Linked DNA regions of Homo sapiens: all the other regions are linked to region 2. Evidence: read pairs that join two places in POLR2A ChIA-PET (ENCODE). Cell type or tissue: MCF 10A. All regions are shown on one strand. Links, peaks and the distances in the headings refer to the core of each region. The heading gives the core; the rest is flanking DNA.

What was found. Peaks named below come from ENCODE experiments on the same cell type or tissue, not always from the same donor. Only the 100,000 strongest peaks of a DNase experiment are listed, where the experiment ranks them.
Region 1: POLR2A ChIA-PET joins it to region 2 with 11 read pairs; 5 of 35 experiments call an interaction of 5 or more read pairs at or near these places.
Region 3: POLR2A ChIA-PET joins it to region 2 with 19 read pairs; 3 of 35 experiments call an interaction of 5 or more read pairs at or near these places.

Annotation. Positions count from the first base shown.
Region 1 is chr1:241,710,879-241,721,535 of GRCh38, reverse strand. WDR64 (WD repeat domain 64) reads right to left here. Exons shown (of 28, transcript NM_001367482.1): 9 at 9,655-9,734. All of the region lies in intron 1 of LOC124904603 (a long non-coding RNA gene), which reads left to right. Among named protein-coding and RNA genes, the nearest start is that of WDR64, 64 kb to the right of the region's middle. In MCF 10A, for the core only: no CTCF peak of the experiment used is centred there; DNase peaks (open chromatin) are centred at 5,375 and 7,015.
Region 2 is chr1:241,606,350-241,617,006 of GRCh38, reverse strand. The region is part of intron 1 of OPN3 (opsin 3); the gene reads left to right. Among named protein-coding and RNA genes, the nearest start is that of CHML, 29 kb to the left of the region's middle. In MCF 10A, for the core only: a CTCF peak has its summit at 5,806 (motif pointing left); DNase peaks (open chromatin) are centred at 4,216, 5,786, 6,756 and 8,176.
Region 3 is chr1:241,683,171-241,693,827 of GRCh38, reverse strand. It overlaps WDR64 (WD repeat domain 64), which reads right to left. Exons shown (of 28, transcript NM_001367482.1): 7 at 10,127-10,341; 8 at 6,233-6,367. The region is part of intron 1 of LOC124904603 (a long non-coding RNA gene); the gene reads left to right. Among named protein-coding and RNA genes, the nearest start is that of WDR64, 36 kb to the right of the region's middle. In MCF 10A, for the core only: no CTCF peak of the experiment used is centred there; a DNase peak (open chromatin) is centred at 4,727.

The DNA of each region.
Region 1 (10,657 bases), core at 1,611-9,610, 100 kb before region 2:
TACATCTGAGAAAATGGAATTGAGTTAGTAATACAACAAAGCATGCCTAAGCACCTTACATATTACCAAGGACCTTTAGGCTACTAGACAAAAAGGCTGTATAAAGGCGTTATAACCTAAGTTATAATTTATGTATAACCTAAATTATTAACAGTCATAATTTACATATAAAAAGCCTAAAATTCAAAATAGTCATTTTACATTCTTCACAGAATTAGAAGAAACTATTTTAAAATTTAAGTGGAACCAAAAAAGAGCCTGAACAGCAAAGACAGTCCTAAGCAAAAAGAACGAAGCTGACGGCATCACACTATCCCACTTCAAACTATACTACAAAGCTCCTGTGACCAAAACAGCATGGTACTGGTACGAAAAGAGACACATAGACCAATGGAACATAATAGAGATCTCAGAAATAAAACCACACATCTACAACCAGCTGATTGTCAACAAACCTGACCAAAACAAGCAATGGGGAAAGGATTCCCTATTTAATAAATGGTGCTGGGAGAACTGGCTAGCCACATGCAGAAAACTGAAATTGGTCTCTTTTCTTACACCTTATACAAAAATTAACTCAAGATGGTTTAAAGACTTGAATGTAAACCCCAAAACCATAAAAGACCTAGAAGAAAATCTAGGCAATACCATTCAGGACATAGGCATGGGCAAAGACTTCATGACAAAAACACCAAAGGCAATGGCAACAAAAGCAAAAATTGACAAATGGGATCTAATTAAGGAGCTTCTGCACAGCAAAAGAAACTATCATCAGAGTGGACAGACAACCTACAGAATGGGAGAAAATTTTTGCAATCTATCCATCTGACTAACATCTAATATCCAGAGTCTATAGGAACTTAAACAAATTTACTAGAACAAAAACTACCCCATTAAAAAGTGAACAAAAGACATGAACAGATACTCCTGAAAAGAAGACATTTATGCGGCCAAAAAACATATTAAAAAAACTCAACATCGTTGGTCATTGGAGAAATGCAAATCAAAACCACAATGAGATACCATCTCATGCCAGTGAGAATGGTGATTATTAAAAAGTCCAGAAACAAGAGATGCTGGCAAAGTTGCGGAGAAAAAGAAATGCTTTTACAGTGTTGGTGGGAGTGTAAATTAGTTCAACCACTGTGGAAGGCAGTGTAGCGATTCCTCAAATATCTAGGGACAGAAATACCATTTGACCCAGCAATCCCATTACTGGGTATATACCCAAAGGAATACAAATCATTCTATTATAAAGATACATGGCTGCGTATCTTAATTGCAACACTATTCACAATAGCAAAGACATGGAATCAACCCAAACACCCATCGATGATAGATGGGATAAAGAAAATATGGTACATATACACCATGAAATACTGTGCAGCCATAAAAAGGAACAAGATCATGTCCTTTGCAAGGATGTGGATGGAGCTGGAAGCCGTTATCCTCAGCAAACTAACACAGGAACAGAAAACCAAACACTGTATGTTCTCACTTATAAGTGGGAGCTGAACCTTGAGAATGGACACATGGACTCACGGTGGGGAACAACTCACATTCACTGGGTGGTGAGGAAGAGAGAGGATCAGGAAGAATAGCTAATGGATGCTGGACTTAATATCCAGGTGATAGGTTGATCTGTACAGCAAACCACCATGGCACATGTTTACCTATGTAACAAACCTGCACATCCTTCACATGTACCCTGGAACTTAAAATAAATTTGAAGGAAAAAAAGAAAATAAATAAATTTTTAAAACCCAAAATAGTAATTCTAGTTAATCTGATATTATATATTGGGCCACCCATTAGGATGTATTTCCTGATGTATATTGGATTTTTATTTTGATAGATTATCCACACTGAAAGGGCATGTCAGGTATGGAGGGATAATTAGGTGACTTGTTAGTTGGGTATTTATAAACCAGGCAAATTTGATAGATGCTTCCATAATTCTATGATTATTTTATTGGGCCTCATGAAAAAGCATAGTATTTTTCTCTACCTTTTTTCTCTTCTTCGAGTATCCCAATCCATCCATCAAGTCTCAGCATAGCTTTTCCTCCAGTAATATTCCAGAATACTTCCATATTCTTCAAACCTGAGTGCCCTACCTATGTGCCTCCTTCATCCCCATCATCCTTCATAGTTAATTATTTGTCTGGACCACTATTAGACTCCAGGTGCCTTGAGGACAGGACTTGTTGTTGTTTACTGTCACATATAATCTATAGTAAGAATTCAAAAGATATTTTTTGAACCACTTCAATAACTTCATTGTTGGGATGATGAATCACAGCTCAGAGGTTTAACTATCAAGTCCCCAAAGAGGGGAAAAACATGTATTCAAACAAAAAAATGGATCTTCATTGAATGTTCATCTAATTTTTTTGGAAGGTCATTTGTTCATTTCAGAGGCTCTCACTTCTTGGAGTGTTATTAAAGGCAGGCTGAAAAAAACTCATTGCATAGCTGATGGTTTCCATTTCTTAAGAATTGCAATTGAGTGAATTCATTCCCTCCCAAATTTATATATTGAAGCCCTAGCCCCAACACGATGGTGTTTGGAAATGGGGGGCCTTTGGGAGATAATTAGGTTCCAATGAGGTAATGAAGGCGGGCCCTCATGATGGGATTAATGTCCTTATTAGAAGAGACACCAGCTCCTGCTGCCCCAACCCACCCTCTCTCCCCTCTCTCTCCCTGCCATTTGAGAACATGGAGAGAAGGCAGATGTCTACAAGCCAGGAAGAGAGCTCTCGCCAGAAACTGACAATGCTGGCACCTTGATCCTGCACTTCTAGCCTCCAGAAAATTTCTGTTGCTTAAACCTTTCTGCTTATGGTATTTTGTTAAGGCAGCTCAAGTTGGCTAAAACATCAAACAAGATATTGGAGGGGTTGTGGTTAATGAGGAAATGGAATATTTTCTTAAATTTCAAACTTTCATGCTGCCCTTATTAACAGCAAGAGAGAAAAATCTCTTGAGAAGCTAACTGTGCACTTAGAAATTTTTTTAAATCTATGCTCCCCCTTCTCTTCTGATACCTTTGTGCCCTTAGTATTTTGCAAGATGTGAAGGATACAAAGAAATTCTAGATATTGTTCCTGCCCAAGGTCTACTTTTTCAGAAGACCCAGGTTTACACCCTTTTAGACTTAGTTTGGTTATTACTCTCCGCAGCGCCTTCCCTAATCACCTTCCTCTGCCCTAAACGGAGTTCAGACTCCTTCTTCTGTGTTTTTACTGTGCTTTCTTCAGCTTTCTTTTACAGCACTCATAATTGTCTGTTTACCTATCTGTTTACCCATTATCTGGTGAGCCTAGTAGTTCTCATTGATAGCAGTGTTTGGCAAGTAGTAAGTGCTTAATACATGTTTGCTAAGTAAATGAGTTGGCTTGTAGAGTCACTCATGAAGTGGTTAAGGACACGTATTTTGAGCGAATCATATTTGATTTGAAACCTGGCTCTACCCCTTAACTAGCTTTATGACTTTGAGTAAGTTGCTTTGCCTCTCTGCATCTGAGTTTTCTTACCTATAAAATGAGGATAAATGGAAGTTAACATCATAGTTTTATTGTGAAGATTGAGTGGAGTTGTAAATGTGTAACTGAACAGTTTCTGGACCGTAAACTAACAATTACTATTACTATTATTCTAAGTTCCTACAATGCATTTAGATTATATTTAGGGGAGAGGAACTGATACACAGATATATGAAATATGATCCCTGCTCTTGAGAGTTCACAATCTAGTAGTAGCAATAAGGTAAGGAGATATAGAGGGTAAACAACTATTTGTAAAGAGTATGTCAAATCTGAAGATAGGTCTTTATACTATAAATATTATGGCTCATAAAGAGTTAATTCCCTGTTTTTTTGTTGCTTTCTATTTTTTCTTTCTTTTTTTTTTCTTTTCTGCGTGTGTGAAGCCAGAATTTAGATAAAAGTCACATATCAAAGAGAGGATTTTCTTTCCTTTAGCAGATTCTTCTCTCAGTTGGGTGAGTCACTTCATCTAAGTGCATCACTCTTGATGAGATGAGCGGGCTTAGTTCACACAAAAAAGCAGGAGAGAGATAGCATCTAGTAAACCAGATTTCTGTGGTCCAGGAAGAACACAGGGCTGAGTGGGTGCAAAGAGAACTGATTCAGTCTCAGCTCTGCCAGCTAACTAGTTGTGCGACTTGTCTGGGGTCTCGATTTCCTCATGTAAAATTATAATCTTCAAGGCTCCATCCAGCTCTAAAATTTCATGATTATGTGCTCCGGAGGGAGACATCACTACAGTGAAAGCAGAGGGCAATCTGGAATTTTCATAGGTAGTAAGAAACTCACCAGATATTCAGTTACATGATTCAAACTGACTAATTCCAATAATGCAGTATCTTGACTGCATTTGCTTTTCATTGGGAATTGTCAAGATGTGTCATGCTATTCAGACATGTTCAGAACCTAAGCCTTGCACCCATAGGTGATCTTACATCATGTTGGTGGGACATCCCCTGAAATGGGCATTATCATTCCTGGATGATGAGGCTGGCAATAGGCTATATCCCCAGAAGAAAATCTATGACTTGTATATCACACGAAGAAGAATGCAATAGAGATCTGCCACCTGAGAAATATCTAGGCCTCTTAAACTAATGGCTTTGTCCGTTATTCGTTGTGAAGAAAATCCAATCTTTTGGAGGTTCCCTATTGCCTACTCCACAGATGTCCTCCAGCTCTGCTTGCTTTCGTTGCTTGGAATGGAATCATATGTGGTGGCTTTGTGGAGGCAGAATTAGCAGAAAGGGACAGATGCGAAGCTCTCAAAGCCTATACTATTTCATCTGTATTATTATCACCATCGCCATCATCATCATCATCATCATCATCATATGTTGATTCATGCTATACTTTGTAGTTACCTATAAACTTGTCTTACACTATTAGGCTTTAAATGTTCGCAGGTTAGGAATACAACCTGACCTTTATAAGGTTAATAGCCTAGTCTATAGCAATTGTGCAGAAAATATTTGTTGAACAAAACATGAAAAAAATGCATGCAGAGCCCCCAAAATATCTTTTTGGGAGGTAATTGTGTTCCTACTCTGAATCTTCCATACTAAGAACTTAATTCCTAAAAGGCTAGTGCAAACACTGTTCAGCAAAAATATTCTTGATGGTCACCAAAATAATGCTCAGGAAATTTTTAGGTTTTCTTGGTAAACACTCTGTCCTGGTTTGGCTTTTTTTTTTTTCCTGCAAAAGCTTGTGCTTTTTTGAAGCTCATCAAATGTCCCTGCACATTTAACACATTCAGCTATGCCTAGCAAAGCTGCTTTTATTGTATATTTTGAGTCGTCAGCGGGTACATACCGTACATTTAGCAATGGTGCTTGGCTGAGTCACTAATCAACAAGAGTACTCTCCTGAGAAAAATGTGTTTTCAGTTACTGGGAATTTGCATTTTCTACTAATAGAGGCTCCATAACTGTGACAATTCAATAAATTATGCATGATGAAAAGTATTAGTTGCTTGTCGGTCATACTACTAAGTGTTTTCTTCCCTTGGTGAGAGAGCTAGAAAACCTATAATAAACACGTTTTCAAGCTGTAGATGAGGGTCTTATAATATAATGAACACTGAGGTTAATGAGAGTCAAATGACTTAATCCAAAAACACTGAAGTGGTTTAAGTCCTAAAACTTTACCAAACACATTTTTCCCCCAGAAATGATTAAAATACTAAGATTACAAAGCCTATAAAAACTGGTCAGTTCTTAACATTTTGTATTCTTTTGTGTGTGAGGGCAAAGAGCTGTGAAGAGGAGTTGGTTAAGATTAATGTGACAGCATAATGTGACAATCAGATTTTAGAATCAAATTTCACATTAGCCATATATTTACGTACTGCTTTTTCAAAGGGTTTCATGTGCAGGGTTTGCATTGAAAGAGGAAGAGGGCTAATATTTTTGCCTAACTAAAGACATGCAACGGCGACAGGAGGATTCATTGCAGTTTGATTCTCAAACATGTTTGCTGCTTTATCTCTCACACCAAGGGGCTCTCCCTCCCTCATCTCTTGCATCCTCCTTCTGATGTGTGATCCAAACCAAAAACTGTGCCCATTTCCGTTGGAAGTAATAAGCCAAGACAGTCATTAACTCAGGAAGGAGCAATGGGGATCAAGCAGTTGGGATATAAGTAACCCACGTCTTTTTCTGAAAGTATCCCACTTCTTTTTCTGATTCTAGCATTTGTTTCTTGATGTCTTCTAGACTTCAGTATGGAGATCTTTAAATAACTGTAATTAGTTTGGTTGAGAGACTTGGATTCCTGTTTTTCTTAGAATCATCACTACCAAGTATCAAGAAACTTGCTCCCTACCCAAGCCATGACTCCCACACACTTCTTTACAGACTTCTTATCCATATGCCTTCCTTTCTTTTCTTCATGTCCTCACTTGAGTCTTAGAGGTTTGTGGACAATTAATGTTTTGGTATTTCTGAGTGCACAAAGCTGTAATTATATATTGAGTAGCATCTAATTGGCAAACTGGGTTCCAAATTTTCCAAAGGACATTTTTAGTTTATCTCCCTGTGAACAGGCAGTTCTTTAAAAAATAGAATCACAGTATTTTAGGCTCAGAGGGATCTTGAAATGTATTTAGTCCCACTTCCTCATTTTCACCAGATAAGGAAAATGAGCAAAAGGGAGCAATTAAGTGATTGCTGAAAAATCAGAGTTGGTGATTGGCCAGGCGATGGCTAAACCCAGCTATTCTAACTTCTAGTGCATTGTTTTTATTTGTTGTGCTTGCCAATAGGCTACTATATTATCTTTGTAATACTGTTGGAACCATAAGCTAATTTCAGTTTAGTGTTATAGAAGGCCCAGAGCTGAGCATAGATTTAAATATAAATTTTGAATGCACAGTGTACTTGAAAAAAAAATTAACTTTATGCCCTTAGGGGAGATTCCCCAGCCATGAAATAGGAGCTCAGCTGTCTTTATATTTAGCAATATAGGCACTTCAGGGATTAGGCAGGACACTTTAGATAGGAAACCAAACCGCCTGCTGTGTATGTTTGAGAGTGAGAAATTTGAAAAAATCTTATGATAGACAGAGCCAATAGCACTTACTCATTAAACATCATGGCTCCTTTAATAGATATTTTTGCTGTAAACTCTTTTGCCAATGATGTATTTATTGATTTTTTTCTTGATGACAGAGTTTTCTTCTTTTTTAAAAAAATATTTATTGTTTCTTCCCTTTTTAAAGTTTGGGTTTGCAATGTAGGCCACTTTCTTGATGTTTGTTTGTGTTTCTGTTTTGCTCATTTAAGTCTTGCAAGCCTACATGCCTTCTGTCTTTTACAAGGCCACCCTGGCCTCCTTGAGGAACCTCTGGGAGCTCATCTTCTCCCAGATCCAGGTAGCCTAGGGAGCCCTGACATCATTCATCTCCAACCAGATCTTTTCCTGTCACCAAAAGGAATCTTCTCTTGAATGTCCAATCAACACTTGACATTTAAGTTCACAATTGAGCTTTCTTTTGTTCTTCTTCCCCAGGTAAGCACCCACTTCCTAATTTCTGTACAACTATCAACACAATTGCTACTCTTTCATTTCTCCCACCATACAAACGTGGAGCTGGTTGATTTCTCTTACTAATCCCCAAAAGCATTGCATCTCCAAGTCTTATGAATAATTAATTTCCCATGTCTTTGAGGTCGAGTCTTTCTTTTTTTAAATAATAGCACCTACAGTAATTCAGACCCTCTCCATCTGACTCATGTCTTCTCTAACAGTCTCCTAACTAGAATCGCAAATTTCATTTTATCCCAACAAAACCTCCACCTTTGCCAAAGTGATTTTGCCAATGTGTTTAAACAGAGAGGATTAATATTTATTGAGAACCTATTATGCACCAAGCATAAATTATCTCAATCAATCTCAAACACCATCCTATGAAGTAGGCATCCTTCCTCCCTCCCTCCCTCCCTCCCTTCCTTGCTTTTTCTCTTTCTTTCTTTCTTTTTTCTTTCCGTTCCTTCTTTCTTTCCCTTCCTTTCTTTCCTTCCTTCCTTTCCTTCCTTTCTTTCCTTCCCTTCCTTCCTTCCCTTCCTTCCCTTCCTCCCTCCCTCCCTTCCTTCCTTCCTTTCCTTCCCTTCCTCCCTCCCTCTGTCCCTCCCTCCCTCCCTCCCTTCCTTCCTTCCTTCGTCCTTTCTTTTTGAGACAGGGTCTTGCTCTGTCATCCAGGATGGAGTGCAGTGGCACAGTCACGGCTCACTGCAGCCTCAACATCCTGGGTTCCAGCAATACTCACACCTCAGCCTCTCTAGTAGCTAGGGCTACAGGTACACACCAAATGCTCAGCTAATTTTTAATTTTTTTTTTTTGTAGAGACAAGGTCTTACTGTATTGCCCAGGCTAGTCTTGAGCTCCTGGGCTCAAGCGATCCTCCTGTCTCAGCCTCCCAAAGTGCCGGGATTATTGGTGCGAGCCACTGCGCCTGTCCAGGTGTTATTTTCTTATTGTTTGTATTATTAATAACAAATTTGTATTGAGGACTTTGAATTAGTTTAGTTTTGTTGCTATTGTTGTTGTTGTTGTTTTGAGACAGGCTCTTGCTGTTGCCTAGGCTGGAGTGCAGTAGCACAAACATGGCTCACTGCAGCCTCAACCTCCTGGGCTCACGTGATCCTCTGCCTCAGCCTCTTGAGTAGCTGAGACTAGCAGTCTTTTCATGTTGCCTAGGGCAGTCTTGAACTCCTAGGCTCAAGCAATCCTCCTGCCTCGGCCTCCCAAAGTGCTGAGATTACAGGTGTAAACCATGGAGCCCAGTCAGTTTAATTCCTATAATAACATTATGGGTAGGTACTATTATCAACTCCACTTACAAATGAGATTGGAGCTTAAAGGAATGAATAGCCTGCCCACCACACAGCTCGCAAGTGAGAGAGCCAGGAGTTGTACCCATACAGTCTGACTCCAGGGCCCAGGCTCAAGGCCATCCTATGGATATTAAAACCCCAGTATTATAAATAAGGAGTCTGAGTCTCAAAGATCATTTCAGTCCCCTACCTTCCCCCGACAAAACTTATTGTGTTACCTTTTTCCTTCCTCTTAGCAGATAACCTTTTTTGTTATTTTCTACCTAACCTATCCCTTAAATGTTGGTATTCTTCAAGATTGTCTTCCTGGTCTTCTCATCTGTTAACTCTAAACCATTGGCTCTTGACCTTTTTGGTCATGATCTCCTCTGGAGGATTTGATGAAATTTTGAAATTTTTCTCCAGAAAAAGGCACACGCACACACATAAGTGCCGGGGGCTCCAGGTCTCCTGGGAGACCTAGGAACTCATGCTCTCACACATAAAATAAGCTCCAGATGGATTAAAGCTCTAAAGGTAAAACAGAAAACAAAACAGTAAGAACAAATTCTAGTAAAATACAGGAAAATTTCTCTCACACACTCTTGGGCTGAAGAAGGCTTTTCTAAGTATGTTATCAAATCCAGACGCCAGAAAGAAAAAGACAAACAGATTTGACTTGATACAAATTTGTAAATTCCCTAATGTGTTCTTCCTAGCACCAAAACTCGAAGAGAACGATGTTTGCAAAGTAGAAAACCCCTATGTAATGTGAACCGCCCTCTCACCTCCAGTGACAATCACATTTGCCTTAACACAGTAGCAAAAAGTGTTGGCTCCTCTTGGCATGGAAAACTCTCTGACAGGCCTGGAAAACACAAATTAGATGGAAAACATATATATTTTTCTTTATCAAGTTAATTCTGACTTATAAATAGATTATGTTTGATAGGCTCATTTCTAAGTTGGTTGTAAATCCATTTGCCCCCAGGCCGTATTACAAGTAATGATTAAGTCGTAATTAACAGTAAGAATCTACTTACTCCATTATGTGGTGATATTCGCGTAGTACTTTGTATTGTTCCTGTTTAAAAGAAAATCCAGCCCTCCATGCTGGGTTTGTGGTTTTGCTTGTGGTGAGGATGGGCCGACCTGTTATAAGGTCTTAATCCGGAAAGGGTATTGGGTGGTTAAGTGAGTCTGTTGGGTAGCACATAATGCCAGGAACCCTTTTGGACACTTCTCCTTTGCTCACCAGCCACATCCAATCTGCTGTCAAGTCCTGTTAATTTTTCCTCTGAAATATACCTGAAATCTGACCACTTCTTCCCACTCCCACTGCAGTATCTTGGTTGAACTCTCCATCCTCTCTCACCAGAACTACTGCAATAAACTGGTAATTTCTCTGCTTCTACTATTTTTTTTTTTTTTTTGAGACAAGGTCTCGTTTTGTCACCCAGGCTGGAGTGCAGTGGCACAATCTTGGCTCACTGTAACCTCTGTCTCCCAGGTTCAAGCAATTTTCCTGCCTCAGCCTCCTGAGTAGCTGGGATTACAGGCATGTGCCACCACACCCAGGTAATTTTTGTATTTTTAGCAGAGATAGTGTTTAACCATGTTGGACAGGCTGGTCTCAAACTCCCGACCTCAGGTGATCCACCTGCTTCAGCCTCCCAAAGTGCAGGGACTACAGGCGTGAGCCACGCGCCTGGCCTGCTTCCACTATTGCCCATTCTTCTTTCCTCATTCCCAACCCAAATCCCATTGTCGTGCTGCAGACAGAGTGACCCT
Region 2 (10,657 bases), core at 1,590-9,589:
TAGAGAATAAGAGATGATAAATCCAACAGGATTGTCATTTGACTTTATAACACTCATAAAAATGAATATTTTATAGATTTTTTAATAGCCAAAAATTATCATGTAAGGACTGTCAAATCATATTTTGAGTTGAAAAAGTGATCCTTTAGGTAAAAAACAGCAGGGAGTTGGCCTTGTTTTACATTCTTCTGACCTGTGTATTGCTAGTTCCCTGAGGGAAAAAAAAATTTTTCATTGAAATGTCAACTGTGGCTATTTCTAAGCAACATTTCACCTGAGTGTTTGGTTAATTACAGGGATGACCATGTTTACTCCAGGATTTTTCCTTGTTATTTGGAAAGAAACATGGTCATGTGTATATAACTTTTATCAGCAGCAAATACATAATAATCCCTTGTACTATTCTCGGTGCCAAAATGATGTCAAAATACAAAGACATACTTAAGTATGTCATACTTAAGTTTACAATTTAATTGGAGAGGTAAGACATAAGTACACAGAATTGTACCAAAATATAGTAAGTAGGAAATAGCAGCCATGAAGATAGTCTGTTTGTGTTGTGGACGGACAGAGTGAGGTATGCACTAAGGAAGTTATAAATGGTGAAAGAGAAGGTTGACTAGGTAGTGCAAGAAATACACAGAGTTTCTTAATAGCCAGCATGCTATGCGAAGGGAGCTTTGCAGGTCATTATTCCAGAAAGGGCTTTGTGAAAGTAATAAGATGATTATCTTAGCACACGTTCCCCGCATATAAAGCCTAAGGCAAAGCATATATGCTAATGCTTTATTGGGGATCATAATCCCAGGGAATCAAAAGTAAGGGAATAGAGGAAGAGGCAGGGAAAGGAGGAGGCCAAATCTTAGAGAGAGGATGCACCACCGAGTTGGCCACGATTGGTCACTGGGTCTTGCAGGACATCTTCAGAGAGACCACCTGATACTAACGCAGCTTGAAACAACCCATGGCATGACAGGAGAGTGCAAGCAATCTAATCTCTGGCTTCTTCCTGTCTCTTGGCCATTGGTCCAACTCTGCTCCATGAGATGTTAATGTCCGTTTGCCTCTAGGTTGGATCAGCCAGCTTCAGGCAGCCACTAGGGAAGCCAGAGCCTCCATGGGTCCAGTGCAGCAAGGCACTATCTGCATGCAGGTATGCAATGGTGGTGACAGTGGCAGCAGCTGAAGCTTTGTAACTATAGTCATAGAGCCACCGCTGCTGGGAAGCAAGGCAAATAGGGCACACAGTTGGGAGTAGGAGCTTGTGAGTGGAGTCACGGAGATCTGGGATGGCACACGAATAGAGTCCAGTCAATGATTAATCTGGTATGTGGTGCCCAGGAGGATGACAAAGGCTGTACAAACAAAAGAAATTTAGTCATAGATGGCTGACAGCAGTCATTTACGGAATATGAACCTGCACTAGAATAGTGGGAATGGTATGAGGCACAGAAATGAATTTAGAAATGTTTCCTAAGAAAGGCTTTCTGTTGGTTTTAAAAGCAAATACGAGATAGGGGATAGAGGAATGGGAAAACTAAGCAAAACAATGTGTTCCTAAAGTGGATCAGAGTCTGATGCAGTTTTCTTGAGCATACTGTGGTAGGTTATCATAAAACCTAGATTGCTGTGTTCACGAAATAATTTTAAGTGTTGGAAACAAAGCGTATGCCTCCCATTTTATCTGTGGTACCACACTTCACACTTTTATTCTATGAGTGCAGTTGATTTAGGATTAGAATTTAGAATTCTCAGTTCCTGTTAAGTGCTTTCATCCAACTGTTTTTTTTTTTTTTTTTTTAGACTTTGGCCCCACTGTGCTTATGTTTGTTATTCTTCTGAACCTTAATTAATTCCACAGAGAAGTTACTTTATATTCAAACTTTTTTCCCACTCAGCCCATAGACTCTGGTCATACTGGATATTTCTTGGGTCTCTTAGTGTAATAATGATCCTTTTTTGCATTGTTAACCATCTTGTTCAATATCCTTTCCTGACGAGCAGAGGCATAAGTGTGGAAAAAGTTCTAATGAGGTCCTATTCCAAGATAGGGCTCTCCTTTTCCTTGGTTATGGTTTGTGGAGTTTAAGCAATTACTGGGGGGAAACAAACGCCTAAAGCTTTGTCAAATCAGAGGCAAGTCAAAAAGTCTAAGGCTAGGATATCTGTCCAAACGGGACTATAGGCAGAAAAGCCTAAGGCTAGGATATCTGTCCAAATGGGACTATGGGCAGAAAAGCCTAAGGCTAGGATATCTGTCCGAATGGGACTGTAGGCAGAAAAGCCTAAGGCTAGGATATCTGTCCAAATGGGACTATAGGCAGAAAAGAAGCCAAGTTTGAAGCCAGAATGGTCAGAGAACAAGGGGAGCTGATATTAAAAGAACCAAAGATAACAGAGGGGAGGTAAGCCTGGCACGATTTCCAAGCTACTGCACAGGTGCCCAGCGTAGCCTAGGAGGAGATGCTTATGGTGAAAAATGTCCGTATGTTTTAACAACTATGGCAACTATTTGCCCCGTGTACCCTATTTTTTAAAAAGTCACTAAATTTAATAGAAAAAAAATGCAATGCATGTGAAATACCAGTGAAGGATAGCATGAGTGAGCACAATGGAAACAACAGTGCAGCATTTTAAACTGTGAGCAGCTAGCCACAGACCACAGCATGTGGCCTGCCTCATTCAATCGTTCTCTTCTGGTAGTTCACTGGCCCTCTCTTAAGGGGCCTCTCAGTTTTAAATGCACTGCAAGCATTTGGGTAGCTATGACACACAATGGTCAGAAATACATTTCTATATAAGTTGATTACCTGAAATCATAATTTTTTTTTTTAATTTTGAGACGGAGTCTCACTCTGTTGCCCAGGCTGGAGTGCATTGGCATGATCTCGGCTGACTGCAACCTCCACCTCATGGATTCCAGCGATTCTCCTGCTTCAGCCTCCCAAGTAGCTGGGACTACAGGTGCGCACCACCAAGCCTGGCTAATTTTTGTATTTTTAGTAGAAACAGGGTTTCACCATGTTGGCCAGGCTGGTCTCAAACTCCTGACCTCAGGTGATCTGCCTGCCTTGGCCTCCCAAAGTGCTGGGATTACAGGCATGAGCCACCACACCGGACCTGAAATCTTAATTTTTTAACCCACAGAAAGGGTTTTAATTTTGATGTTGTGCTGGGTTTCCTTTGAAACTGAGTCATTGTGCACGAAATATGAAGACTACTGAACATGAAAATTTAATAGAATGCAGTTTCCACATCCTGATGTGGAAAACATGTATAATAAAAACCAACTACCACTTTGGTTGTTCTAGCAAACTGCTTTTATTGGTCAAATGGAAATCACTCATTCTAACAGCTGAGAGATATTATTCAAATGAAGGTAGTCTTTCATTTTCTCTAAAATTCTTCAATTTAAGAATATTGAGTTTAAAAAAATGACTTCTTCTGATATCAAAGTTAGACATGGTTACAGAACATACGTAGCAGACAATGGATTAAATATGCTTTCTATAGAGACTCTACATCACTAATATAAAATTTTTGATAATTCTCAAAGAAGAATTAGAAAACAAGTATAGCACAGCATGGACTTTGGAAGCAGACTGTGTGATTCGAGTCTTGGCTCTTTTATTTTTTAGCTTGTGACCTTGGCAAATGACTAAACCATTATTGCCTCAGTTTCTTCATCTGTAAAATGGGAATCGTAATTATAATTCCTACATGTCTCACAGAGTTGTTATGAAGATTAAGTGAGATAACACAGGCAAACTGCTTAGAACAGTCCCTGACTCATAGTAAGTACTCTCTATAAGTGTTAGTGGGCTGAAATTACTATTGTTAATTAAATAAAAAGGAGGAAGGAAACTTTCTCAACAAATAAGCAATATAAACAAGATTTCAAAGAAGAATTGGTTACTTGCTTAAAAGAACAAACTTTTTCAAGCATATTAAATGTACTGGTTTTCTTTAATATTGTTTCATATGACTAGATATTATAGGAGCAACAGGATGGTATGCCCGCTGCACGGTAACAGCCATGATTGAGTGGGTGCTGAGCGATGAGATGGAGGAGACCCTAAAATTCATCTCCCTGAGGAGATCTGGGTTGGGATTTTTAAGGGGACCATGAGGAGAAAGAGGATGGGAATTGGGGTCATTGATTGGTTGGGTTACGGAGGATGAAATCATCAGGATGTGGAAACTGCATTCTTTGGTGAGTCAGCTTCTCGTGGGATCCTTCAGGCAAGCTGATGTCAGTAGTTTCACTGGTACGTAGGACCTGAAAGAATATCTCAAATGGAAAACTTAACATTATATAATGTTCAAGCTGTTATCCATAGAGCAGTTAAGGGGAACTATAATTTTGTCACAGGGTCTACGTGATTCTGGGACAAGAGGCAAACAGCTATGAGGAAGCAGGTCAGAGAGCAAGCTGACCTCATAATCCATGCTGAATGTACCACAGGCTTGGTTTATTTTACATTCCCCTTGTCCTTTTTTCCTTGATTAATTTTATAAAGCTTCTAGGGATGGTCTCATAAAGACCACTACTTAGTAAAGTAGTATCTTTATTAAGCAATCTTCGTAGAGTTTTGTTTCCATTACTATCTGTGAACAAAAATAGTTAAACTGCATCTTTTTAAATTTCTACAAATTGATATATTTTTGAGTGAGCAAAATTTTCATTAATTTGAGAAAAATGCATCCACTTAGTTTGGAAGATTTTACTGTGTGCTCATTCACCCAGCCAACTCTGAAGACCACAAGACAGGTATTTACAGTTGCCCCATTTTATAGGTAGAGAATTTGAAACACAGTCCATCCAGATATTGTTCAAAATGATCCAGAGAATCTATGATGACATAAGTTATCCCCTAATCATCTTCACTTCCAAATTTACTTCTCTCCCATTTCTTTTCTAAGTCAATGCAACATCAGCTATTAATTATAACAAACCAGTAACCCAAGACTTGCTTTGATTCTTCTTCATTCATTCCCACAGCCAACAAAGATTAACTTCCTTAAATATGGTGGACCTTCCTCGTCTCTCCTTCCCTAGTGCCACTGCATCAGTTTCATTCCTTATCACAGTAACCATATTTCTCCACTAGGTTTCCCTAGAACCAGGCTTGGCTCACAATCCATTTTCCTCATTGCAGCCCAAGGGAACTTCCCATAAGGAAAACCTCCAAAAGCAAAATCAAAAGAAAATAAAATTCTCTAGAATTGTATTGTAATGGAAGTGAACAAAAACAGCTTAATGGCTCCTCAGAGCCCTCGGGACACATTCCAAGCTCCACGCATGGCATTTAAGGGTTTTCTAGGAGAGTCCTTAGTCTTTTCATTCTCTGTTTAGAACTCCGTCCTACCATTTTGAATTATTTGCAGGCACCTAAATGGTGCAAGCTCTGTCAGATCTCCATGTATTTACATAAGCTGTTTTCTCTTCCTGGAATAGGATAAGAGGATTGGCTGTCACTTCACTTCCCCATCATTTTTTTTTTTTTTTTTTTGGCCTTGTTAAAGTGTGCTTAATCTTTAAGACTCACTCAGGTGGTACCTGCTTCCCACAGAAAATACCCTGAGTTGGGTGTTCCTCCTCCCACTATAGGCAGAGTTTCTCCTTCTACCTCCTTCTCTGGATTATGTGCTCCTTGAAGGCATGGGTTTCGTCATAGTAACCTTTTCATACAACAGATAAGGATTGACAGGTCTCGGTCATGGCCTTTTTTGAAGCACGCTCTTCTGTTTAGTGTGAACTTGCTTACCCCAGTCTAGATACTTGAACTATAAATAAGCTATTCAATGTGGCCATCTAGTGGCCAAAGTGAGAAAATAACTGTATTATTGGGTAGTTGTATATTGATAAACACACCTTGTATTAATATTTAAGCTCCAGAGTTGTATTGATATTTAACCTCCAGAGCCCTGTCCACTCCCATGCCTTCCACCCACTTTCTACTACTTAAAGCAATTTAGCTCCAAGATATTCAACTATTCAGTAATAATAATAATACCTTACGCATTACCACTTTACTAAACATGTATATTCTCATTTAATACAGCCACACACCCACACGATGAGACAGCATTTTGGTACTATTATCTCAGTTTTACTGGTGAGCAAATTGAGATTCTGGGATGTTAATTAATTTTCCCATGGTCACAGAGTAATTATGTGAAAAAAAATGAAATTGATCTGAAGTCAGACGACATTCATTAGGTAATATGGAGAAAACTGGAATTGAATACAGGACTTTTGGCCTCAAACATATGTCTCTATTACTGAATTTATCACATTGTTTTATAGTAGTTTACTTCTCTGTTTATAATTCATCTTTTTTTCTTATTGTCTAGCACAGTGCCTGACACACAGTATGTGTATGACATGTGTTTGTTGATAAATATTGCAAATGAGTGTATAATCATTAAGTTATACCGGAAAGAACTATTTGACTCAAACTGATGCACAGAGTAGACATTTAAATATATATTTTCACTTCTGTGCTTTTATACATACTGTATCCTTGGCCTTGAAATATCCTCACTCTTGTCAACTTGATAAAATTCTCCTGTTCATCAATTCAAATGTTGCTTTCCCTTAAAACCTTCCCCAGTGTTTCCCCAGGCAGAGATAAGTACTTCCTCCATTGCATTCTCCAGCTCCCCGACACAGCTTTGTTTAACTCTTATCACATTCCTGTAATTGTTTGTTTACACATCTGTCTTCTCCAGACTGTGAGATCTTTGGCAGCAATTCAGGCAGAAGGAACAGCAGTATCAAAGCTGCCAGCTCTGAGTGAACATGCCGGGCAGTTTGCAGCCTGGGCATGGTGTGTATCCCGTTGCAGCAAGCTTAGGCAAAGCCTAATGATATGCCAACGAGATTTGATTTTACAGACCGCTGTCTTCAAAACCGCTGGGGGGTACATAAGCCCTTTCCAATGGTTCCAATTTTGAAATGTTTATATTACACAATTCTTTAAACTTAAGACAAAAAATGTAGATGTCACAGTTTAAATATGGTTGTATACATAGTTTTTCAAAATTCTATTAGGGAAAACAGTAAGAAAAAGATGGACTATCCCTGCTGTGGACCATGGACAGCCATGGAAGGCAGATCAGCTTTGCGCCATCCCCTGTAGTGACTGACCTTCCCACCTCTTGGTCCTGGCTCCACACCCCAGAGTCCAAGGCACTCTTGCAATAATTCAAGGAGGCTTCAGCTAGAAATGCCCATTTCATTCCTTTCTGTTCCTTAACACCTATTCCATCTTTTATGACCCAACTTAAGCTTTATCTCTGAATGAAGCCAGTAGTCCACTGGGATTTTACTTTTTCTGGTTTGTTTTTGCACCATAACTTTGACATATGATCACATATCATCTTACATTGTTCTGTAATGTTGTGTGTGATATAAAAATACAGTATTGCAGTCTTCTTGAGGGTAGGACCACATGTCTCTGGTTTCTCCAAAAGACCTACTCAGCACAGTGATAGGCACATACCTGATCCATCTGCAGCTTTGCAGCGAAGGCACAGACATCACTTTACCACTGGTAGAATTTGTGGAGAGGTAGAAGTCACCCTTTAGTGGCGGCAGGTGGTATTAAGACAAAATCACAGGATTTGGAGTAAGTCTTGGGTTCTCAAAACTGTCTCCACCACCTGTTGGTGGAGACATCAATTCCTTAACCCTTGGAGCCACAGACCTTCTTTCCAAAAGAGTGCATATCATATGTGGAGTGATGATCATGGGACCTGGTGCATAACCGGCACCCAGTTTGCAGCACTCATCATTCCCATTGCTTTTCAGTGTTCACGGAAATGGATGCACCATTTGAAGTAGAATTTGGTTGTCTTCCTCATATCTGCTCATGTACCATGTAGTTTTTATTTGCGTTAATAAGGCTCAACATCAGTTAAAGGTCTAAAGTAGTTGTAAGACAGTCCTTTCATTCTTATCCTCCTGGTGGAGTGTTGTGGGAATCAAATAAAATACAGCAATTAATTCCAACTCAAGACCAAAATTTGTTAGTAAATAAAGCATTGATGGGAGAAGGGCTGCATATTTTGCAAGGAAGATGTAGATTAGATCATTTCAGTTGGGTTACCCTCGAAGACTAAGTCAGTCTGACTCATGCTGCCACTCAGTTATATGCTCATGCTATCAGGGAGGACTTGGGAAATACAAGGTTTGCTAGATCTGTACTAACATGTCATGGTACATAACAGCTGAAATCAGGCACCTGAAACTCATTGTGCTTGCTAAGACACAGGCTTGATCAAAAACGATATTAGTAAATGTTAAAGTCTCTTTGACCAAAATAACCAGAAGGAAAGTGTTACTAACCTCTTGCACCCTGACTTATCACAAGGCTGGGATTTTTCATACTTCAGCTCTGAGTGCAATGGGTCTTTTCCTGACAGCCTGCCAATAGCAGCTGCGTCCCTTTCTGTGTCCTTCCCACCATGCCTCACATTATCCTCTATCCCTGCACTCTCTATTCTTCATAGCACTGCACTGATTTGCTTGTTTGATTTGTTTTTTTATTGTCTCTCTTACCCACTGGACCTTAAGGCCATGAGGGTTGGTTTCACTCACCTCTTTATATTTATTTTCTAGCACAGTGACTGAAACATCACAAGCAATAAGTAATGACTAAATGAATGAATGAATATATGAACATGATATGCTCATACCAGCTTATTTTACCAGCTTATTGCTTTCACCATAAGAACTCATTTATTCCTCTCTAAGGTACATTGAAATTTACTAATTTACAACAGTGCAATTATTTGTACTGAGTTTTCTTGCCTATGAAAGACTAAATCGTATTCAATGTAAATCAACTAAAAGTTGAGTGCCAAACTATGTTTTAACACATAAAGGCAGTTATAAAAGTAAATACCATTATACTTAATAAGAAAGTTTGTAAACTACGTAAAACCAACAGTATTTCATTAGCGTCAACTTATGTCATTTTCTTTAGGTTTTTAGATTTTTTTTTCTAGGAATCTAATCAGGTAAAGAAAGGATAATATCACTTTTTAGATAAAAATTTAATAAGGTAAAAATAGACTTCTGAATATGAAAGTCATCTACCTTGATACTTTCATTGTCCCAATAATCACTACTGTGATTTGAATTAAATCCATTATTTGCTATATTTGCTATTATATCATTACTTTCTTTCTTTTTCTTTCCTTTTCCCTTCCTTCCTTTCTTCCTTCCTTCCCTCCTTTCTCTTTCTTTCTTCCTTCCTTCCTTCCCTCCTTTCTCTTCCTCTTTCTTTCTCTTCCTTCCTTCCTTCCCTCCTTTCTCTCTTTCTTCCTTTTTCTTTCTTTCTTTCTTCTTTCTTCTTTCTTCCTTTTTCTTTTTCTTCCTTCCTTCCCTCCTTTCTCTCTTTCTTCCTTTCTTTCTTTCTTTTCTTTCTTTCTTTCTTCCTTCCTTCCTTCCTTCTTGCTCTCTGTCTGTCTGTCTGTCTGTCTTTTGATGGAGTCTTGCTCCATCGCCCAGGCTGGAGTGCAGTGGCACAATCTCAGCTCACTGCAACCTCTGTCTCCGAGGTTCAAGCAGTTCTCCTGTCTCAGCCTCCGAGTAGCTGGGATTACAGATGCATGCCACCATGCCTGTCTAATTTTTGTATTTTTAGTAGAGACAGGTTTTCACCACGTTGGCCAGGCTGGTCTTGAACTCCTGACCTCAGGTGGTCTGCCCACCTCAGCCTCCCAAAGTGTTGAGATTATAGGTGTGAGCCACCACGCCCAGCCTTATACCATTATTCTCTGAAGTATTTTCTTCCACTTGATTCCAAAACCCAATCTTCTTCCGGTCACTTGAGTATTTAGTAAATTTCGCTTATTAATTCAAAGAACATTTATTGGATGCCATGTGTGTGAGACACTGGGAATAATATTGCTCCCCACCCTCCAACTCCCACAGAAGAACAAACCTGTCATGGTATAAATGAATATTAACTATGTTATACCAATTGCTTTCTGAGTCCAGCACCTCTGTATTTCATTCTTATTAATTGCAGAATCGTGAAATGTTAAAATATGAAGGGATTTTCAATTTTATGAAAACAAAAAGAGATTGTTTGATTTGCTGAAAGTTACAGAGCTATTTCGTGGGGAGCTGGGACTTGCCTCCAGGCCTCTTAACCCGTTTGCCACCCACACCCTTTTCTCCCTTACTTCTCAGGAGACCAGTCTTATTTTCATTCTTCATTTGAACTGCTTTTCTTTCAGTCTCTCTGCGTCCACTCATTCAACAAATATTTATGCTCCAGGAAGCTCACGATTTTATTGTCTTCCCCACATCTGTTCATACACCTTGTGGTTTTTACTTCAGTTCATGTAATCACTCGCTATTCCTTAGGCAGGTTAGAAACCTCCAAGTTATTTTATTTATTTTATTTATTTATTTATTTATTTATTTATTTATTTATTTATTTTGAATCAGAGTCTCACTCTTGTTGCCCAGGCTGGAGTGCAATGGCACGAACTCGGCTCACTGCAACCTCCACCTCCCTGGTTCATACAATTTTCCTGCCTCAGCCTCCCAAGTAGCCAGGATTACAGGCTTCTGCCACCGCGCCCAGCTAATATTTTGTATTTTTAGTAGAGACAGGGTTTCGCCATGTTGGCCAGG
Region 3 (10,657 bases), core at 1,315-9,314, 77 kb before region 2:
TCTTTTTTTTAGATAGGTTTATGCTCATCCTTAAGGCTAAATCCGAATAATATGGCTGTTGTTGTTGCAACAAGTCAGATTCTTGTTTGTAGCTCAGCACATTTTTAAACTAGATTTTATTTTTCAGAACAGTTTTAGATTCACAGCAGAACTGAGGGGAAGGCACAGAGATTTCCCACATACTCCCTGTCCCCACACATGCACAGTCTCTCCCGAAATCAAAATCCCACACCACAGTGCTACATTGGTTATAATAATGGACACAAGATTATAAACCAAAGTCCATAGTTTACATTAGGGTTCACAATTGGTGTTGTACACTCCATAGGTTTTGATACATGTGTAATGACATTATCCCCCATTACAGTATCATACAAAGTAGTTTCAGTGCCCTAAAATTCTCTATGCTCCCTCCCTCCCCTCAAAGCCCTGGAAACCACTGATCTTTTTACTGTCTCCACAGTTTTACATTTTCCAGAATGTCGTATAATTGGAATCATACAGTATGTAGCCTTTTCAGTTTGGCTTCTTTAACTTAGTAATATGCATTTAAGGGTCCTCCATGTCTTTTTATGGCTTGATAGCTCATTTCCTTTTAGCACTGACTAATATTCCATCATCTGGATTACCAGAGTCTGTGTATCCATTCAGCTACTGAAGATTTCTTTGTTGCCCCCAAGTTTTGGCAATAATGAATAAAGCTGCTATGAACATCCATGTACAGATTTTTGTGTGAATATACGTTTTCAACTTCTTTGGGTAAATACCAAGTAGTATGACTGCTGGATCATGTAGTAAGGGTATGTTTCATTTTCTTAAGAAACGGTCAAGCGGAATTCTAAAGTCACTGCACCATTTTGCATTCCCATCAGCAATGAATGAGAGTCCCTTTTGCTCCACACCCCACCAGCATTTGGTGGTGTTAGTGTTCTGGATTTTGACCACTCTAATATGTATGTACTGGTATCTTATTTTAATTTACATTTCCTTCATGACTTAAAGTGTTTTGCATCCTTTCTTATGCTTATTTCCCATCTGTGTATCTTAGTATTTATTCAGATCTTTTGTTTATTTTTCAATTGGGTTGTTGGTTTACTTATTATAAAGTTGAAATAATTTTTTGTATATTTTGGATAACAGTCCTTTATCAGATATGTCTTTTGCAAATACTTCCTTCCAGTCTGTGTCTTGTCTTCTCATTCTCTTGGCAGAGTCTTTTGCAGAGCAGAAGGTTTCAATTTTAATGAAGTACAGCTCATCAATTATTTCTTTGTTCTAGAACCATTTGTTAAAAAGAATATCTTGCTCCATTGTATTCCCTTTGCTCCTTTGTCAAAGATCTGTTGACTATATTTATGTGGGTCTATTTCTGCTTTGTTGATCTATTTTTTCCATTGTTTTACAATACCGCACTATCTTTATTACTATAGCTTTATGTCTTGACTTGTCAGTCCTATGATTTGTTTCTTCCTCTTCATTATTGTGATGAATACTCAAGACCTTTTGCTTTTCCATATAAATGTTAAAATGAACTTGTCAAGATTCACAAAATAACTTCCTGAATTTTGGGTGAGATCGCATTGACTCTACATATCAAGTTGGGAAAAACTGGTATCTTGACAATAGTGAGTCTTCTATTCATGAACGTGGAATATCTCTTCATTTAATTCCTTGATTTCTTTAATTGGAGTTTTGTGGTTGTCCTCATTTGGATCTTGCATATTTTGTTAGACTTATACCTAAGTATTTCATTCTCAAATGCGAATGTAGATGGCATTGTGTTTCTTTTTTTTTTTTTTATTTTTTTATTTTTTTGAGATGGAGTCTTGCTCTGTTGCCCAGGCTGGAATGCAATGGCACAATCTCGGCTTACGGCAACCTCTGCCTCCTGGGTTCAAGCAATTCTCCCACCTCAGTCTCCCAAGTAGCTGAGATTATAGGCACCCACCATCATGCCTGGCTAATTTCTGTATTTTTGTAGAGACAGGGTTTCACCATGTTGGCCAGGCTGGTCTTGAACTCCTGAGCACAGGTGATCTGCCCGCCTTGGCCCCCCAAAGTGCTGGGATTACAGGCATGAGCCACTGTGCCCAGCCTATGTTTTTAATTTAAAATGCCACTTGTTAATTGTTAGGATATAGGAAAGTTATTGACTTGTATATAATAACCTTGTATTGTGCAAACATGCTATACCTGATCTTAGTGGGAAAACTGTCCAGTACTATAGATGATGTTAACTGGAGGTTTTTTGTAGATGTTTTTTACAAGTTGATGATGTTCCCTCTATTCCTACTTTGCTAAGTGTTTTTATAGTAACTCCTGTTTTCTTTTGATAAGTGTTAGCATGGTATATCTTACCCTATCCCTGTACTTTTAATCTATATGTGCCATTATATTTAAAGTGGGTTTCTTATAGACAACATAGAGTTAGGTCTTGTTTTGTGATCACTCTGACAATCTCTGTCTCTTAACTACTGTATTTAGACCATTGACTTTTAAAGTAATTATTGACATAGTTGGATTAATATCTACTATATTTGTTATTGTTTTCTATTAATTGCTGCTTTTCTTTGTTTCTATTTTTGTCTTTTACTCTTTTTCTGCCTTTTGTGTTTTAAAATAAACACTTTACATGATTTCATTTTCTCTATTTTCTTAGAATATAAGTTACACATTTTTTAAAAAACAATTTTTCGTGGTTGACCTATCATTTGCAATATACATTTACAACTAATCCAAGTCCACTTTCAAGTAACACTGTACTACACAGGCAGTACAAGTATATTAAAATAAACAAAAATCCTAATTCCTTCCATTATTTGTATTATTGCTGTCATTTATTTTGCTTACACATAGCAAATATACCATATATACATACATATATGTTTATATGTGTATATATTGTGTATATAATTGAATACATTGCTGTCATTATTATTTGAACAAATTATCTGTTAGAAAAGTTAAGAATAACAAAAATAACAATTTTTATTTTACCTTTACTTTTTCTTCCTCTGATGCTGTTCTTTTCTTTATATAGATGCAAGTTTCTGACTTACGGCTTTTCTTTCTCTCTGAAGAACTTCTTTTACCCTTTCTTGAAAAGCAGGTATACTGATAGCATATTTCCTCAATTTCTGTTTGTCCGAGAAAGTTTTATTTCTCCTTCACTTTTAAAGGCTAATTTCACGGTATACAGAATTCTAGGCTGGTAGGTCTTCTAACACTTTAAATATTTCACTCAACTGTTCTTGCTTATGATTTCTGAGGAAAAATCACAAGTAATTCTTGTCTTTGCTTTTCTACAGATAAGTTGTTTTTTTCCCCTCTGGCTCATTTCAAGTTTTTGTTTTTTTTTTGACAGAGTCTCCCTCTGTCGCCCAGGGTGGAGTGCAGTGGTGTGATCTCGGCTCACTACAACCTCCGCCTCCCAGGTTTAAGCAATTCTCCTGCCTCAGCCTCCTGAGTAGCTGGGATTACAGGTGTGCGCCACCATGCCCAGCTAATTTTTGTATTTTTAGTAGAGACGGGGTTTTACCATGTTGGTCAGGCTGATCTCTAACTCCTGACCTTGTGATGCACCCACCTTGGCCTCCCAAAGTCCTGGGATTACAGGTGTGAGCCACTGCGCCCAGCCAGTTTTTTTCTTTATGTTTACTTTTCTGCTGTTTGAACATGATATGCCTAGGTATAGTTATTTTTTGGCATTTATCCTTCTTGGTGCTTTCTGATATTACTGGATCTGGGGTTTGGTGTCTCATTTTAATTTGTGGACATTCTTAGTCATTACTTCAAATGTACCTTTTCTTCCTTTCTCCCTTTCTTCTTCTGGTGTTCTCATCACACATATGTTACACTTTTCACAGTTGCCCACAGTTTTTGGATATCCTATGGTTTTTTTTGTTTTGTTTTGTTTTTTCAGTTTTTTTCCTCTTTGCTTTCTGTTTTTGAATCTTCTATAAATTCTTTCCTCAGCTACGTCCGGTATACTAATGAGCCCATCAAAGGCGTTACTCATTTCTATCAGTGTTTTTGATCTTTAGAACTTTTTATTCTTAGAATTTTCATCTCTCTGTTTACAATGCCCGTCTGTTCTTGTCTGCTGCCTGCTTTATCCGAGCCCTTAGCCTGTTAATTGTAGTTGTCTTACATTCCCATTCTGATAATTCCAACCTCCTTGCCATGTCTGCATCTGATTCTGATGCTTGTTCTGTCTCTTGGAGTTGTAGTTTTTGCCTCATTAATTTTGATGCTCTGTTGTTAGGTGCATCTGCATTAAGGATTGTCAGAGCATCTTTAAGAATTGACCCCTTTATCATTATGTAATGCCCTTCTTTATCCCTGACAATTTTCCTTGCACTGATATCTGTTCTATATAAAACTAGCATAGCTTCTTCTGCTTTCTTTTGATAAGTTTTAGCATAGTATATCTTTCTGCATCTTTTTATTTTTAGCCTATATGTGTCTTTATATTTAAAGTGTGTTTCTCATAGACAGCATATAGTTGGGTCTTGTTTTTTTGATCACTCTGACAATCTGTTTTGTGCCTTTTAGTATGCCTTGTAATTTTTTTCTTGATAGCTGGACATGATTTACTGGGTAAAGGGAACTGCTATAAATAGGCCATTAGTAACATGTCAGTAAGCTGTGGGGGAAGGTGAATCCTGTGAGTAAGTCTCCTTCTTTTGATGAGCCTGTGTGTCTGGATTGCGAATTTCACAAGTGCTTGTCAGTCTTCCTCACCCTCCCTCTTAGGTGCGACCAGAGGTTAGAGTGGATGTTTTCCTTCCCTCTGTGAGTTATTCCCTGACAAAGTTCCAATAGCTTAGACTCTGATAACATAGTTTCTCTTGAGGGCATACCTTGGAAAGAACAACATGTTCTGGCACGTTTCAAAATGGTGCCTTTTCCTTCCCCTCCGCCAGAAGTAAGAGAGAATTTTTCACTGATACTCACTTTAAGAATCTGTTGAACTCCTGGAAGTAAAACTCACAAAAGCATAGGGGCCCCTATGACTGGGCACCCCTGGAATTTTTAACTCTAAAATTGTCCATGCTGAGCACTTGTCCATTACAATTTAGGTTTTCCTGCCCTATACTGGTTATTCAGGGGGTTCCTGCCCATGAATTTCTGCTCCAGTAAGTTGTGATTCCCAGTGTTTGCCCCTCTGTCTCTCCAATGTGGGGGCAACAAAACTGCCTTGTGACCTTACTTCTCTGATGGATCTAAGAAAAATTATTTATTTTTTAGTTTGTTACATTTTTACTTGTTAGGATGGAATGGCAACTTCCAAGCTCTTTACATGCCAGACTGGAAGGCAGCCAGGAGTCTCGATGAGCTTTTCTGAGACATCTTTATTAGGGTATGTAATACCCCAATAGGTATCATAACATTTGCATATCATAAAATTCACTCATTGTAAGCGTACAACTCAATAATTTTTAGTAAATTTAGAGAATTGTGTAACAATCAACAGTCGCCACAATAAGTTTAGAACATTTTCATCACCCAAGAAAGTCCCCTTGTGCCCATGTGGGATCCCTGCTTCTACCACCAGTCCTAGGCAACCACTGATGTACTTTCTGTGTCTATAAATGTGCCCTTTTTTTGATATTACATATAGATGGAATCATACCATATGCAGTCTTTTTGTCTGGCGTCTGTTATTCAGCTTAATGTTTTTGATATTCATTCATGTTGTAGCATACATCTCAATGCAATTTTAAAACCCCAAATTAAGATACAATATCGGTTTTCTAGTTATTAATACATATTTAACCAGATTGAAAATAAGACAATATTCAAATGAACCTTTCTATGAGGATGCCAACTTGTATATTACACATGAAACATGATTACTGGTCTACAGATCATACTCACAAGCTCTTGGTTAGCCAACTGACCTGTAAGAATGATTTTAAAATTATAAAATTTTACCAACAGAACTATATTTTGAAATATGTTATAGATGCACTCGTATTGATTAATTTCAGTAGATGATAGAAATAAACAACAAATGGGCACAGTTGATGTTAGGACACGTCATGTTCAAATTTGCATAAGTGGCTTCAATTTCTTCCTGAGAAATCTAATTAACCTTCCCAAACAAATGGAATAGTTAATGTCCGATTTTTTTAAAGCCAGTTTGAAAGTTTCAAAGCTGTCATGGTTTTATCATTGTAAAAAGCTTGAAATTCACAGACTGTTCATGTATATAAATTACTATACTTACAAATTATCCTCGAGTCTCTTCAAGGATTCCAAAACTAATGAATGATTACTGTCTAAGGAGCAGGATCCAAAACAATTTAGGGCTGAAATATATCTAATTTTCATAACCCAGTCATTATGTAGCTTCCTTTTAACACTGGGGATTAAGAAAAGGCAGGGGAGATTTATGTTAGACACACAAACGTATAATATGTTTCTATTCAGCAATTTACTTTGACTGTAACTGAATTGTACTAAACCCAAATGTAGAATACAGCCCAATGCATTATAACACCTTTTTTTTTTTTTTTTTAGATGGAGTCTTGCTCTCTCGCCTAGGCTGGAGTGTGCAGTGGTGCGATCTCGGCTCACTGCAACCTCTGCCTCCTGGGTTCAAGCAATTCTCTTGCCTCAGCCTCCCGAGTAACTGGGATTACAGGTGTGCACCTCCATGCCCAGCTAATTTTGTATTTTTAGTAGAGACGGGGTTTCATAATGTTGGCTAGGCTGGTCTCGAACTCCTGACCTCAGGTGATCTGCCTGCCTCGGCCTCCCAAAGTACTGGGGTTACAGGCATGAGCCATTGCACCTGGCCCACTTTTAACTGTTTATTTATAATCAAGCATACTTAAAATGGAAAAGTAACTTTAAAAGACTCTTCAAAATTTGAGCTGTGAATTCAGAATTAAAAGAACAATCTAGAAGAATCCCAATTCAATAATGGCACTATTGATTTTATTTTACTAGAAAATTTCTAATGATCCAAATGGAGCAGTATGCTTCATATTCTTTTATATCTTATTTGAATCAATCCATCTGAAAATATATTTTCCATTAGTACTTTTCAAACTGAAGTACTGGGCAATGTAAAATCTGAGATCACTGGTGAAGCTGAGTGGGGGATAGTGATAATATTCCTTGTCAGAGTGTTGGCCATCAGTTCACAAAACATTTGAATGTGGGGCTTAAGGTTACAGACAAAACCTCTGCCTCAAAATTCTGTCTTCATGGTGTTATATTTACCAATATTTAATGGCTTATTTGTCTCCTCATTCACATCTATTGAACACCTACTGCATCCCAGGTACTAAGGACACAAGGATGATTAAGGTAAAAATTCTTGTCACCAAGTTGCTTAAATTCTAGTTGAGGAATAGAAATGTTTACAGCTCAAGGCATGAAAGTTCTACAATATGACATTAAACAGAGTGGGGAGGGAGCTTTCTATTCTCATGCCAGATATGTTTGAACTCTGGATCCTGGCTACTTCTTTCTTTAATTTGTATAATGGTTTGCATATCAGTGTTTACTACCCCCATATCCACCCATTCAACAAGAATGAATTCTGTGGATGTCAGCTGCAGGAAAACTTGTATGATAGCTCCAGAATTTAATTAACTCTTTGGCCTTAATACTTGTCATTCTGGTGAGGTTTGAAGATCTCTTGGTGTAAGAAAATGCCGCAACACTCAGCCTATATATACACCGTAGTCTTGAATGATTTAAATCATCTGCATGATTAAATCATCTACATGAATATAATAACCACAAGAACCAACATGAATTAGCATTCATTTAACTGTACCCAGATTCCTTAACTTCCTCAGACTTCTAAATCTCATTTTTCACATATCTATCTAATGAAAACAGGGATTGGGATTGAAAAATGAGCCATGGAATTTTCTGACAGGTGGCACACATATTAATAAAAAGCAGATTCATGTCTCAGCATCTATTCTAAAAGCCTAGCATAACTAGAATGAAATGCTTAATAGTATATAGAGCAGCACATCACAGATTGGGGAAGTCCTCCATCAGGTCTAATTCTTTGTTGGGACTAAGTAATACTGCTTATATGTGAAGGATGGAAAATGGAGCCAGTAAATTTTATTGTACCATTCTTAGGGCTCCAGCAATGGGACTAGTCTTAATTCCACGTAGTATCAGTTGTAATGAGCTTTTAATTGCATATTCTAACTCTGGGATAAAGTATTTGTTACATAATAACAAAGTATAATCCATTTTTTAATGTCTTTATAAGGAAAAAATGTTCATTGTACAAAATTTAGAAAACAAATAAAATTTTAAAAATCACCTCTTTGAAGTCCTATAGAAATTATTTATTAAAGTTTTGGATACTTATACTCAATATTTTTCTAAGTAGAAATACACACACATATACACATTTATAAGACTGGATTCATATATACATAAAAAATTAATTAAATTAAAATTTTTTTATCCCCCAAATTCATCTGTTGAAAGATAAATAATTTTTACTTGACATTATGTCATAAACACTTTTCATGCCATTAAATATTTTTTAAAACAATTAAATGGGTGCATGACATATGGTTATACTATGATTTACTGAACATCCTTGAAATCTGAATGTATTTTAGGTGTCAGACAAAAAATGTATTTTATATATAAATATATATCATTTATGTTTATATTATATATTTATATATCTGAATTATTTATGTAAATGATTAATATCTAAAGTAACCATTCCCCTTTTATTGGACACTAGATAATTTACCATCAGAAATAATGCTGTGGGCCAGGCACGGTGGCTCAAGCCTATAATACCAGCACTTTGGGAGGCCGAGGCGGGCAGATCACAAAGTCAGGAGTTTGAGACCAGCCTGACCAACATGGTGAAACCCCGTTGCTACTAAAAATACAAAAATTAGCCTGGCGTTGGTGGCACGTGCCTGTAATCTCAGCTACTCAGGAGGCTGAGGCAGGAGAATCGCTTGAACCCGGGAGGCGGAGGTTGCAGGGAGCCGAGACTGCGCCACTGAACTCCAGCCTGGGCGACAGAGTGAGACTCTGTCAAAACAGGAAAGAAAGGCAAGGCAAGGCGAAGCTGTGATAACCATACTGATATTTTTGAAGATAGGGATACCAAGTCCCAATGTATTAATGGTTATGAAGGCACTTGATGCAGCTTCCGAAATTCTTTCCAGAAAGGTGGATCCAACTCATACTTTTACCACCAACTAATGTGAGAATGCCCAGCTCACAGCGTCTTCCCCATTTTTAATCATTTCTGATTTTATAAGTGAAAAATTGTATCTGATTTTAACTTGTACTTCTATGATAAATAAGGAAGACCATTTAATATAAAATTTAGGTTTTTCGGCTAATAAAAGTAATACATACCTTTCTCAAAAACTTTAAAGACATTGCAATTATAAGGAAGATGATAATTATCAGTTGGGGATAACTATTGTTAGCATTTTTTTCTGATGATCACTTTGAAATGTTTGTTGACCATTTGTACTGTGTGCACATGTTTGTGAATTACATGTTCATGACCTTTGCTCATTTTTCTCTTGGAGGATTATATCTTTTAATTGAACTCTAAGACCTGTTAAAAATATCAACCCATTGTCTGTCATATTTGTCACAAATATTTATTCCAGTTTGCTTTTAAAATACTAGCTTTTGATGTCCAGAGGTTTTATTTTGTATATAGTCAAATCTATCAAACTTTTTCTTTGAATTCTATATCCATTGCTTTTATATTTAGAACTTTTCCTATCTTCAAGTGCTAGTAACTAGTCACATGTATCTTTTATAGTTTTTTTCACGATTTAATTTTTTCATTTAACTTTTCAATCTACTCAAGTACCTGTAAGTTTTAGTTGTCAATAGCACTTAAATTAGGAGCTATTACACTGATGGTTTCTTGAGGCCAGAAGCATTTCACTCTGTGTGTGTGTGTGTGTGTGTGTGTGTGTGTGTATACATGAACAATGACTATAATTAATTGTTTATATTACTTTAATTTTGTCTTAATTTCTTATTTTCTGTAATTTAAATCTCATTTTTCACTTTGTACCATAAAGCTTACTTGCAAAAGACTATAATTATTAAAAGAATTAAATTAACTGTATGATACTCTTACCTTTTAAAGTTCTTTGAGTCTAAGACCTGATTTTGTAATTTTCTTTTGGATTTTGCCTGCTTTATTCCAAAGTCATCACTGTTGACTGTGAATCTGTTCACAAAACCCCCATCATCCCCCAAGAGGATGTCATCTCGGCAGAGATGGTCAGGCAAAGGCACCACACACACACACAGGAGGCAGTGATCCATTGGTTTTATGACAAAATAATTTTCCTAGAAACAGAAAAATGACTTTAATGAATTATTACTTTGCTCTGTTCAATAAATATTTCCCCTATTATTTGACAAAAATTTCACTTTCCGCTGTTTCTTATTGTAGATACACCTATCTTATAAGATAATTTGAGAAAAAAACCAGTTAACCAAATAAAAGTTACAGAACACTCGCTGTGAGCCCAACATTGTTATTTTGGGTGTTTTGTGGAGAAAGGAGTAGAGTGCCTACCCCTGGGCCAATAAGTAATGAGATTTTTCTGATGCGTGACTGTAAATGGCCTTTTTTTGGATTTATAAGAAAACATTAAAGTAA